Linked DNA regions of Homo sapiens: all the other regions are linked to region 1. Evidence: chromatin loops called from intact Hi-C (ENCODE). Cell type or tissue: ascending aorta. All regions are shown on one strand. Region 1 overlaps SGMS1 (sphingomyelin synthase 1). Region 2 overlaps SGMS1 (sphingomyelin synthase 1). Region 3 overlaps SGMS1 (sphingomyelin synthase 1). Region 4 overlaps SGMS1 (sphingomyelin synthase 1).

Evidence for each region. A loop is a pair of places that touch in the nucleus more often than their neighbours do. Peaks named below come from ENCODE experiments on the same cell type or tissue, not always from the same donor. Only the 100,000 strongest peaks of a DNase experiment are listed, where the experiment ranks them.
Region 2: a loop joins it to region 1, with 1.8 times the contacts of the local background. A loop is called at or near these places in 3 of 110 quality-filtered maps.
Region 3: a loop joins it to region 1, with 2.6 times the contacts of the local background. A loop is called at or near these places in 2 of 110 quality-filtered maps.
Region 4: it touches region 1 in a loop (2.2-fold over the local background); 8 of 110 quality-filtered maps call a loop at or near these places.

What each region holds. Positions count from the first base shown.
Region 1 is chr10:50,496,110-50,498,609 of GRCh38, reverse strand. All of the region lies in intron 3 of SGMS1 (sphingomyelin synthase 1), which reads left to right. Among named protein-coding and RNA genes, the nearest start is that of SGMS1, 130 kb to the left of the region's middle. In ascending aorta, no CTCF peak of the experiment used is centred here; a DNase peak (open chromatin) is centred at 960; H3K4me3 peaks cover 837 bases; H3K27ac peaks cover 1,628 bases.
Region 2 is chr10:50,324,666-50,327,165 of GRCh38, reverse strand. The region is part of intron 8 of SGMS1 (sphingomyelin synthase 1); the gene reads left to right. Among named protein-coding and RNA genes, the nearest start is that of ASAH2, 74 kb to the right of the region's middle. In ascending aorta, no CTCF peak of the experiment used is centred here; DNase peaks (open chromatin) are centred at 115 and 1,525; H3K4me3 peaks cover 886 bases; H3K27ac peaks cover 2,500 bases.
Region 3 is chr10:50,604,399-50,606,898 of GRCh38, reverse strand. The region is part of intron 1 of SGMS1 (sphingomyelin synthase 1); the gene reads left to right. Among named protein-coding and RNA genes, the nearest start is that of SGMS1, 18 kb to the left of the region's middle. In ascending aorta, no CTCF peak of the experiment used is centred here; a DNase peak (open chromatin) is centred at 1,368; H3K27ac peaks cover 1,241 bases.
Region 4 is chr10:50,430,569-50,433,068 of GRCh38, reverse strand. The region is part of intron 6 of SGMS1 (sphingomyelin synthase 1); the gene reads left to right. Among named protein-coding and RNA genes, the nearest start is that of ASAH2, 180 kb to the right of the region's middle. RefSeq lists an enhancer at 1,003-1,222. In ascending aorta, no CTCF peak of the experiment used is centred here; a DNase peak (open chromatin) is centred at 1,178; H3K4me3 peaks cover 816 bases; H3K27ac peaks cover 2,145 bases.

The sequences.
Region 1 (2,500 bases):
TTGAGGACATTATAGTAAGTGAAATCAGCTAGTCACAAAAGGAAAAATACTATATGCTTCTACATATATGAGGTACCTAGTGTATTCATAAAGACAGAAAGTAGAATGGTGGTTTCCAGGGGCTGAGAGGGGAGTTACTGTTTAATAGGTACAGAATTTCTCTTTGGGATGTTGAAAACACTCTGGAAATGGATGGTGGTGATGGTTACACAACAATGTGAATGTACTTAAAGCCATAAAACTATATACTTAAAAATGATTAAGGTGATAAATTATGTTATGTATATTTTACCACAATAAAAATAATGCTTTAAAAAGAAAATAAGGATTGAAGTGATTGGTTGTGAATTCCTCTTCCCTCTGAATGATAAAAGAGATTTTATCCGATCACATCTTTCCCATGTTAAGTTACCATGATCCCCTCCCCCAAACAGCATTGCTGAAAAAGCAGGGGTGGTGGGCAAGTCATTGAGACCTTGAGTTATATTTCCCTAACTCCCAACTTGCTTGAAGTCTGTGTTCTCTTCATCTTGTCTTTTAAAAATGAGTGGGCTTTTCTTAGAAACCAAATTCCCTGGAGTGTGATATCAGCATACTTTTACTCTGAGAGTTTTTAGCAGCAGCTTTCTCAGCCTGAGAGGAAAAGCAAAATATAAAAATAACTTAGGGCTCACATTCAAATAGGTAAACAGATATGTCCAAAGTGAAACCTCTAACTGAAAGTCATGCATTTCAGTTAGGCACAGTGTTAGATGGTAGGTGGATGAATCATCTGGTCTGACCTGTCAACTGAAGGATCTGGAATTTTTTTTTTTTTAGATGAGTTTTGCTGTTGTTGCCCAGGCTGGAGTGCAATGGTGCGATCTTGGCTCACTGCAACCTCCGCCTCCCAGGTTCAAATGATTCTCCTGCCTCAGCCTTCTGAGTAGCTGGGATTACAGGCATGCACCACCACGTCCGGCTAATTTTTTGTATTTTTAGTAGAGACAGGGTTTCACTATGTTGGCCAGGCTGGTCTTAAACTCCTGAACTCAGGCGATCCATCTGCCTCGGCCTCCCAAAGTGCTGGGATTATAGGCGTGAGCCACCGCGCCCGGCCAGGATCTGGTATTTAATACTCACTTACCTTTTGGCTTCTCTTGCATAATCTCACTGGTTCTGTTCAGCTCCATATGGACAAGTTTAATATGATAGAACACTGAAGCTTGTTTGTCATGTCTTCCAGCTTTAACACTATTATGGGTTGTATAGATTGTAATTCTTGAAAAGATGAGTCCTCAACATTTCTTGTTAGTTGATAGCTATGTGAGCAGTATAGTGGTGAATGGAGCTCACACTGAAGTGCATAATGATCCTTATTAGACAACTTTGTAAGTTTGAAAATGTCATCAAAGGAGAATTAGGATCATCTGTCAAGGCTACCCTATTGTGGGGAAGAGAGGTGTGGGTGGAGGCAGAGTTCTCATCGTTAATCGTTGACACTTGGAGAGGTTTGCATCGAGCCTTCTGGACTTCATTCTAATGACAGTAGAGCTGTCTCTACATTTCAGTGTTGGAAGAAGGGTGGAGGATGACTTTACCATATCCCCCTTTTAAGATCACTTTTACCAGTGGGTGGAAGCTAGAGTGGAATTAGGGAGACCAAACAGGAGGCTGCTGTGGGTTTGTGTCTAAAGATGTTGGTAGTGACATTAGTTGACATGCATGGAGGACTACTTGGATGCCAAAAGCTTTATCCTTACTGTAGCTCTGTGAGCTATATAGATGGGTGACATTACTGGCACCATTTTGCGGATGAGGACATCCAGGATTAGAGAGGCTAAGCAGTTTGCCTAAGATCACACAGCTCATAATGAATTTGAGATGGTAGCCAGGCCTAGGTACTGGTAGAGAGGAGCTGTTTTTATTCTCCCAAAGCCATGGGATCACCTGGAATGTGATATAGGAAGGCCTAGGGTTGTCTTTAAACTGGGATCTGGGAGCCATTAGGCAGCTCTGGCCATGTCTGTTCCTACTTGGAATATATAACAGCTTCTGGACATTATTAAGTGGGCTGGCTTGTGTTTTGTTGAGGAACAGGACAAATGGGGCATTTACTAGTGCTGTGTGCCTCGTTGCTTTTCTGGGTAGTGTTTGGTGATGGGCATAGTGTGGAGTGGTGGTAGAGTACACAGTGTGATTCTGTCTGGTAAGGAAGCTGTATGTTGATGTTCACTGATGTGAATAGGTTCATACAGTCCCTTAGGCATTTGGCTGGAGGATAAAGAACAGCCATTGACCAGCAGAGTACTTTTTTTGAAGTTTATGCAAGACAGCGTGCTAGGTACTACTGCCAGCTTGACAATAAAGGCAGAAAGACATTTAGAGCCATTAAAGAATTATTTATACCAGAATACAAAAACACACTTTTCAAATGTTTTGTAGGCCCTTTTCCTGCACAGCATGTGCCTCATCTACTCAAATTTAGGAAAGGTGGTTGGTGGTTTTGCAGAGAAGCAAG
Region 2 (2,500 bases), 170 kb after region 1:
TCTTGTCTTGCCCTGGGGTCCTTTGAGTGAGGTTGCAGGAAAACGTTTCTTCAGAATACAGTGGAGTCACTCCTCTATCTGAGAATGTTACTAAATGATATGGCCAGGCAGCCCCACCCTTCCCAGAATCTCTAAGCCCTGCCAGTGCCTCCCAACTGGGGAAATGTGTGTTGGAAGCAGTTAAGCTTTGTGTAGTTCTTTGGTTTCCTGCCAAATTGTTAAAATATCATTCATTTCTTTGACACGCATCCAGAAGCTTTTATATGCTTCCTCTCCCTCGGAGGGAGAGCTCGATTTCAAGTGACATTTTTTCCATTTTCCTTCTTTCTATTAATCCCTACAGCAGAGCCAGGAAGAGAAAGTATTCCTATTTCCTTGCAGTCCTCAACCAAGCCAAATAAGATCACTGTTCTCTGGGGTAATATATTGCCTTATTGATTTTCTCTAGTAACAAAGAAGTCTTTTTAAAAATAAACTTTATTCCTCTCTTATTGTCTCTACCTTTCCATCAGATTCAAATGACACTCTTCACCTCCTAACCTTTACCTTGGAAGAATTTTTAACTAGGGTGATCGTTGGAACTCTGTGAAATAATTAGCAGATTTTATTGTTAAAATATTTATGTACATTAAAGCTCTTTAATGAATTTTTAAAAGAGGCTAATTTCTCTCCTTGATTTTTGGTGGGAGAAAATATAGTATACTCTGATGTATTTGAGATCATTTCTTTGCATTATACCTGTGTGGGTGAAACAGCCAAACACTTTCAGTCTCATTGCTTTGTACTTTTGTTCCTCCAGAAGAGATGTTCTCTTTGATAGAATCTTTGGAAAGAGAGCTGAAAAATTCACTCTGGATTTTTAATTTGATCATATGAAATTTTGGATCTCTTTAATTTGTATGTCTCCTGTGGCTCTTTTCTTTGCTAAACTTACATATGTGCCTACAGAGATAGCTCATTTCTTACTTAACTTTTTGCTTTTTTTAATTTTTTAATTTTTTTAATTTTTTTTATTTTTTGCTACACACTACTTCCTTACCTCTGGAAGAGCTGTCATACAAAAGCAATGTTCTCAACATTCCACTCTTCTCTATCAGCCATCCTGCCTCCCTGCACTCTCCTTCTTGCAGTTTCTTTCGCCCTTCCAAAGAAGCCAGCTTCACATCGTTTTTATTGTCTGTAAAAGCTCTCAAGCACTCACCTGTAGCTCCTGGGTTATAGGGAATATCTTGTTGTCATTGAAAATCCAAGGATATGGACTCTTGCTGGGAGCCTGGCTTGATAAGCAGCATGTTCTCAGCAGTAAACTGACAGTTTAGGATATTCACCTAAGTTTAATTCAGCTCCTTAAAAAAGTCTGTGCATTGGGAAATTTTGCTACCAAGGGGTAGGTAGATGTAGGTTCTGGCCAAGCACATGTTGAAGATGGATCCAGTATTGAGGGGCCGTACCATGTAGCCTTTCTCCCTACTCTGGTTCTAAACTTGTTTCTTCTTGAGGACTACTGTAGCTCCGCCAGTTGCTGGCAAGCCCATACTTGGTGAGCCATTGGTTCTTACATAGTCAGCTTGAGTCATCAACATATCTAACCAAAATTCTTTGCCTAAGAATAGCTTGTGGGTTTTCTTCGTAAACACAGAAGTAGCAGCAGGAACTGTTCACAAAAGCCAAACTCAAACGTGTTGCTCATTTATTGTGTTGCCAGAAATCCCAACTAGGGCCCTCATTCTATGAGGATCTTCTGGAAACTAGAATCTTAAACAGTAGGAGGTGAAATATTAGCACACCTTAGAAAAAAATACTAGTTAAAACTCATTAAATCTAATTACTACAAAATCTAATTTTGTAGAATAAGACTCTTGGAAGAAAGGATTTAGAATACACTTTTTTATTCTGAAAACTTTCACATGTATCCCAACTGCTATAAGGAACTCCCATAAACCCAACACTCAGATTCAATAATTATCAAGATTTGCAACATTTGTTTCCTTTCTTTTTTCTTTTTGAAGTATTTAAAACAACTCCCAGGTAACGTCATTTCACCTCCACATACTTTAGTACGCATCTAAAAACTGTGAACATTTTAGTACAAAACCATAATGCTATTGGTGTTCAACAAAATTAATAGTAATTCTGTGATATCAGCAATTACAAGTTGATGCGATATCCTGATTGTCTTAAAATGCTTTTCCTTTTTTTACAGTTGGTTTGTATAAATTAGGGTCCAAAATCTTTATATTACATTTACTTGTTCTGTCTTTTAAGTCTATAATTCTAAAGCAGTCCTTTCTTCCTTTCACCCCTCTACCAGTAGCCTGTAGACATTAGATTAATAGTCCTACAGAATATCCCACTTTCTGGATTTATCCATTTGTTTCTTTGTGGTGTCAAGTGACTTGTGTCGCTCTATGTTTCCTCTGAATAGAAAGTTGGCTCTGCAGACTTAATTAGATTCAATTTTAGCTTGTTAACAGAATATTTGCCAGGTGGAATAGAAAGA
Region 3 (2,500 bases), 110 kb before region 1:
CTTGAGTGTCATATAGTTTGCTGATGGATGCAGGAGATTCTAGGATACATCTGGAATGTTCACCGACATTTGAAAATGAGTCTTTGGATACTAACAGCAGATATTCAAATATAATGCCTTGTTCATATCACTGACGTCATGCTGTTGTGATGTTTACTTACACGGTGATGCAATCATTGATCATACATCAGTTCAAGGATGCCAGAAGTGACATTTGAAGAATGCATCCTGCTCTTTAGCTTTCCAGACTGAGACTGAAGGTCAGATTTTCGCCAAGTGTGGAAGCTGAAGACAACTTTGGTAGATTCTTAAATATGCATAGAAATATATGTTGTATTTTTATAGTTTTAAAATATTTCTACTATTCCAAATCTATACTTTAAACAAGTACAAACATCTTTTTTGATTATAGTAAAATACACATACACAAAATGTACCATTTTAACAATTTTTAAGTATACAGTTCAGTGGCATTAAGTACCTTCAAATTGTTGTGCAACCATCTCCACCATCCATCTCCAGAATGACTTCCTCATCCCAAGCTGAAACTCTATGCCCATGAAACAATCATTCCCATTGTTTCTTACCCCTAGCCCCTGGAAAACCACTGTTCTACTTTCTGTATATGCGAATTTGACTATGTACCTCATATAAGTGGAACTATTTAGTATTTGGCTTGATTTACTTAGCATAATGTTTTCAGAGTTCACGCATATTGTAGCATGTGTCAGAATTTCCTTCCTTTTTAATATTCCATGGTATGGATATACCACATTTTGTTTATCCATTCATCTGTCATTGGACACTTGGGTTACTTCTATCTTTTGCTGTTGTGGTTAGTGCTGCTGTGAACACAGGTGTACAAATATTTGTTCAAGACAAACATCTTTCAAGAGACTCTTTTTAAAAGAAAATAAGGTGTCTCTTAAAATATGTTCCTTGTCATGAATGTAGAGAGTGGAACAATAGATAATGGAGACTCAGAAGGGTGAAGGGGTTGAAGTGGGGAGGATGAGGAGAAATTGGTTAATGAGTATGATGTATATTATTTGAGGGATGGATACCCTAAAAGCCCTGACCTGACCACTATGCAATCTATGCATGTAACAAAATTGCAGATGTACCCCATACATTTGTATAAATAAAAAGGAAAATAAAAATATGTGCCTTCTTGTGATCAGTTTTATTAGAGGGTGCCTTATCACTGTGTGGTCAAGGAAATTCTGCCTTTACAGTTATAAACACACCCACCACTTTGAACAGTGTTTAGTTGAAGGTATTAGTACTGCCTGAGGTCAAGAGTGTGGTTTCACAATACTTCAGAGCAGTCTCACCAGCAAACTTGGCAGCAACCTTGAGCAAGTCCTGTCAGGGTTGTTGGAAAACAGCCGGTGTTTTCATATCTTTTGCTCTGATAGCTCTTACTTGTCAGTACCTTAGGAGGGAAAATCTGGCAGTAGTGTTTGGTTCCTTAGTTCACTCTGAGCTGGTTAAATGCTCACTGGATATGCAGATATGATTTATTTCAGTGGTATGCTTCTCTGTGAGCCTGTCTCACTGTGGCAGCTCTGGAATTTCTGTTTATGGATGACATTCTGTTTGGAAGTGGGGCTGAGGTTCTGAGCTACAGGCTGTGTTTGCACAGCAAGCTCCCTTGATTTTAATTTGTATTTTTTCCCAAATCTGGGTGGTAGGGGAGGCCCAATGGAGAATATAGAGCAGTATGCTCCCCACTGACTCCATGCAGTGGTCCGGGGTTTTGTGGTGCCTGGGCATCTTGCAGTGACATGTCTGTAGGTGCTTTTTTGTGGAGATGTAGGAAATTGAAATTAGCTTCCAGCTTTGTAGTAACAGAAGTGAAATGTTTTGTACCGTTATAGGCCTGATAAAAATCAAATGTGACTAACTGGTGGTTTTAAACAATGCCAGTCAAATCTGTTTGTTTACATTGCTCACATTTTCTAAAGGCACATGATCTATCTGAAGATGGAGGCTTATCGGTGAGTTTACTGACAGCATTGTGTATTGTGTTATATTTATATTTCTTGTATGATCTTTTTAGTCATTTTTTTGGAGTCTGTCTTGGTCTTTTTACTGATGGGTGTATGTGTAGATTTATAGGGATAAATAATCTTTCTTCTTTTTTGTGGAGTTGATCAATCGAGGACTTTTTAAGTCCTTGATTTAAATAGGTGACCTCTGGAACAAAGTAAACACACATGTTTAATACTTAGTCATATAATTTATACATTTGGCAATCAGTCAAATACTCCATTCCAAAGAATAACCTTGAAACTGTTTGAATAAATTTTTTATTTCAGCATGCAAGATGTAATCAAAGAAATGTGTCTCTGGGAAAAAAGATAATTGCGGTTCTTTTGTGCCGTTAAAATTTCAAGTGCAGTGAGCTAACCTGGCACTGTATCAGACGTCTAGGCAAATAATTGCCTGTTTGCTGTTGGAGTCTGTTATATGTTGTGCATTTTTGGTGGCTCTCTAC
Region 4 (2,500 bases), 66 kb after region 1:
AACAAATTTGGTGAATATGATTAAAATTGAGTTCTTTGTCTACATCTTCTCCATATCCCTCTTCATGTATGCTACTTTTATGTACATCAGAGGCTATTAATGTTTGCTAATTATCTGACAGTTACATATGGTTGATTTTGGTTTCACTGTGATAACAATAATGTTAGTAAGTGGGGTAGCTTAGTGGAAAGATCATATATTTTTGAGTCAGACAATCCTAGGCCTCACTCTTGCTCTTGTGCTTTTTAGTAGTTACTCAACCTCTCAGAACCTTAGTCAACTCATCTGTATATTGGATTTGATACTATCTCTCATAAAATTAAAGTTTGTGGAAAGTACTTTGTGCTATGACTGGCACAGTATAGTTACTGGCACAATAAATCATATTTACTTTTCTTCCTTATATTTGTGTCATGATTTATAATCTATAGGCCTTTATTCTATCTCAAAAGATTGGCCAGCTCAAGTTCCTTACCTATTGCCAAGCTGTGGTGATTAACATTATAGGTAGTATCTGCAGGTAGATGTTAACAAGCTGGCAATGTCAGAAGGAGGGGTTGTCATGTTTGCAGGTTTCCATTGTGTAAGTACCACTGCTGTGGCTGGCTCATTTTAAACTACCAGCAAAAGTCACTGAAAGCGAGGCTGGGAAGTCTTATGTAGTAGCACAGCATTATATAGTTTCTACCAACCAGATACAGTAGTTACAAATCACCTCAAGAGCATGCTTAACAGTAAAATAATAGGAAGTGATGAGATTTGAGTATTTATTACCTTTGTTTTTAGTATGATTTATTTTAATTTTGTTTATATAATTTAACTTTTAATAATGACTGTGTTTAACAACCAGCTTGCTAAAAATTTTGAGAATTTAACAATTGGTTCTAGTGGCCTGGTATAAGTTGGCTCTAATACACCACTAATTGTAGGTTTCCTGTTGTGAAGACATTTCTAAGCCACAATTCTTTAATTATCTGCCTCAGCCGTGGTGGTAAGAGTTTCATTTGATGAATAAAAACAAGGTTTGGTTTTGAGTCAGTGCTTGCTGTAACTCAAGTTGTCATGCTCATATTGTTTCTGGAATTGAAAATAGATGCCAAAACCAATTTAGAATTTAGAACAGTTTCTTGAGTTGTTGACTCAGCTTCATAACTGACCCCTGGCATCGCTTGCCTATTCTGGCTGTTAAACTGATCTCCAAGTGCTAGTATTGGCGATCAGTCATTCTGCTCACTGCCTATTGAACTTCCTTCTCTCCCTTCCCCATATTCCTTCAAATCTTAAATTCCTTCAGGTAGTGGTGCTACAGAGACAAGTAGTCAGGATTCCTCCCAACTAAGCATTCCATGCAGCTTTGCTTTTGATTCAAAATTAAGTTTTAATGGAAACCCAATTGCCTCTAGGGAGAGAGTAAAAACAAAACAAAACCTGGGCAGTTTAAGGTTCATCTTGGCTTGATTAAAATCTTAGGGAGTGAAATGGAGGAAAAAAACGAAACCAGATCAGACATCTCAATGTTTCTTCTAGAAGCAACTTCTTCAGTTTTCTAACTTGCCCTTTAGAAGGAAGCAATCGAACCCTGAAATTGCTAAGTAACAGCTAAGATTGTGTTTGTTGTTTTTACTTTAAATCTCACCCACCTAGTTCTCAAAACACATTTTTTATTGAACCTTACAAAAATGCCTTGGATATTTCAAAACATTTGCTTGTGTCAGTTCTTTGAATCAGACTTACATAATTGTAAAACATTCATTTCCCCGATTTCCTCTTAAAACAAAAGGTATTTATAGTTCCCGCTGAGTCAGGGATGGACTTGGATTACTGCAAAAGTAATCTGTGTTCATTTCAAGAGGAAGCTCGTGGTTAAAATCTGAGAGACTTGCCTTTGGATTATGAAATAATTACCTTTGGCTTAATTTAAATAAGTGTGTCTTTGTACTTTGAAAGCAAACATGGAAATAATAATTTAATACAGAAATTTTATTATAGATATAACATTCTGACTTATATTATCATCTCTCTTAACAGAATGGGCCTTATGTGGTTTCCAAACATCCCTTGTATAGAAGATTTCTTCATTAGAGAGATGCTATGTGTATAGTCTTTAGATGCGCAAATTTTATAGCGTTGCATTATGTTCATATCAACAAACTCATGTTTGTTGATATAAACAAAAATATGTTTACTAGATACTTGGGACTCGTTGCTTTTGACGATACATTTCAGTACAAATAAGACAGACTTATTGCACTTTAGGAATTGATAATCAAACCTGAAAAGAGAAAACTATAATTTCAAACTGAATGTGGTAGGTATTATAAAAGACATATAAAATACTCAGAAAACAGAAGAGAAAGAGAAATTACCTGGGTGGCAAGAGGAGTGGGCTAGATCAGGGATGAGATTCAGGAGCAGATGATATGTGGATTAGATATTTAATGATTAATGCCTTTTTATTAAAGTACCTTTTATGAAACTATAAAAGTTAACATTGCTAATT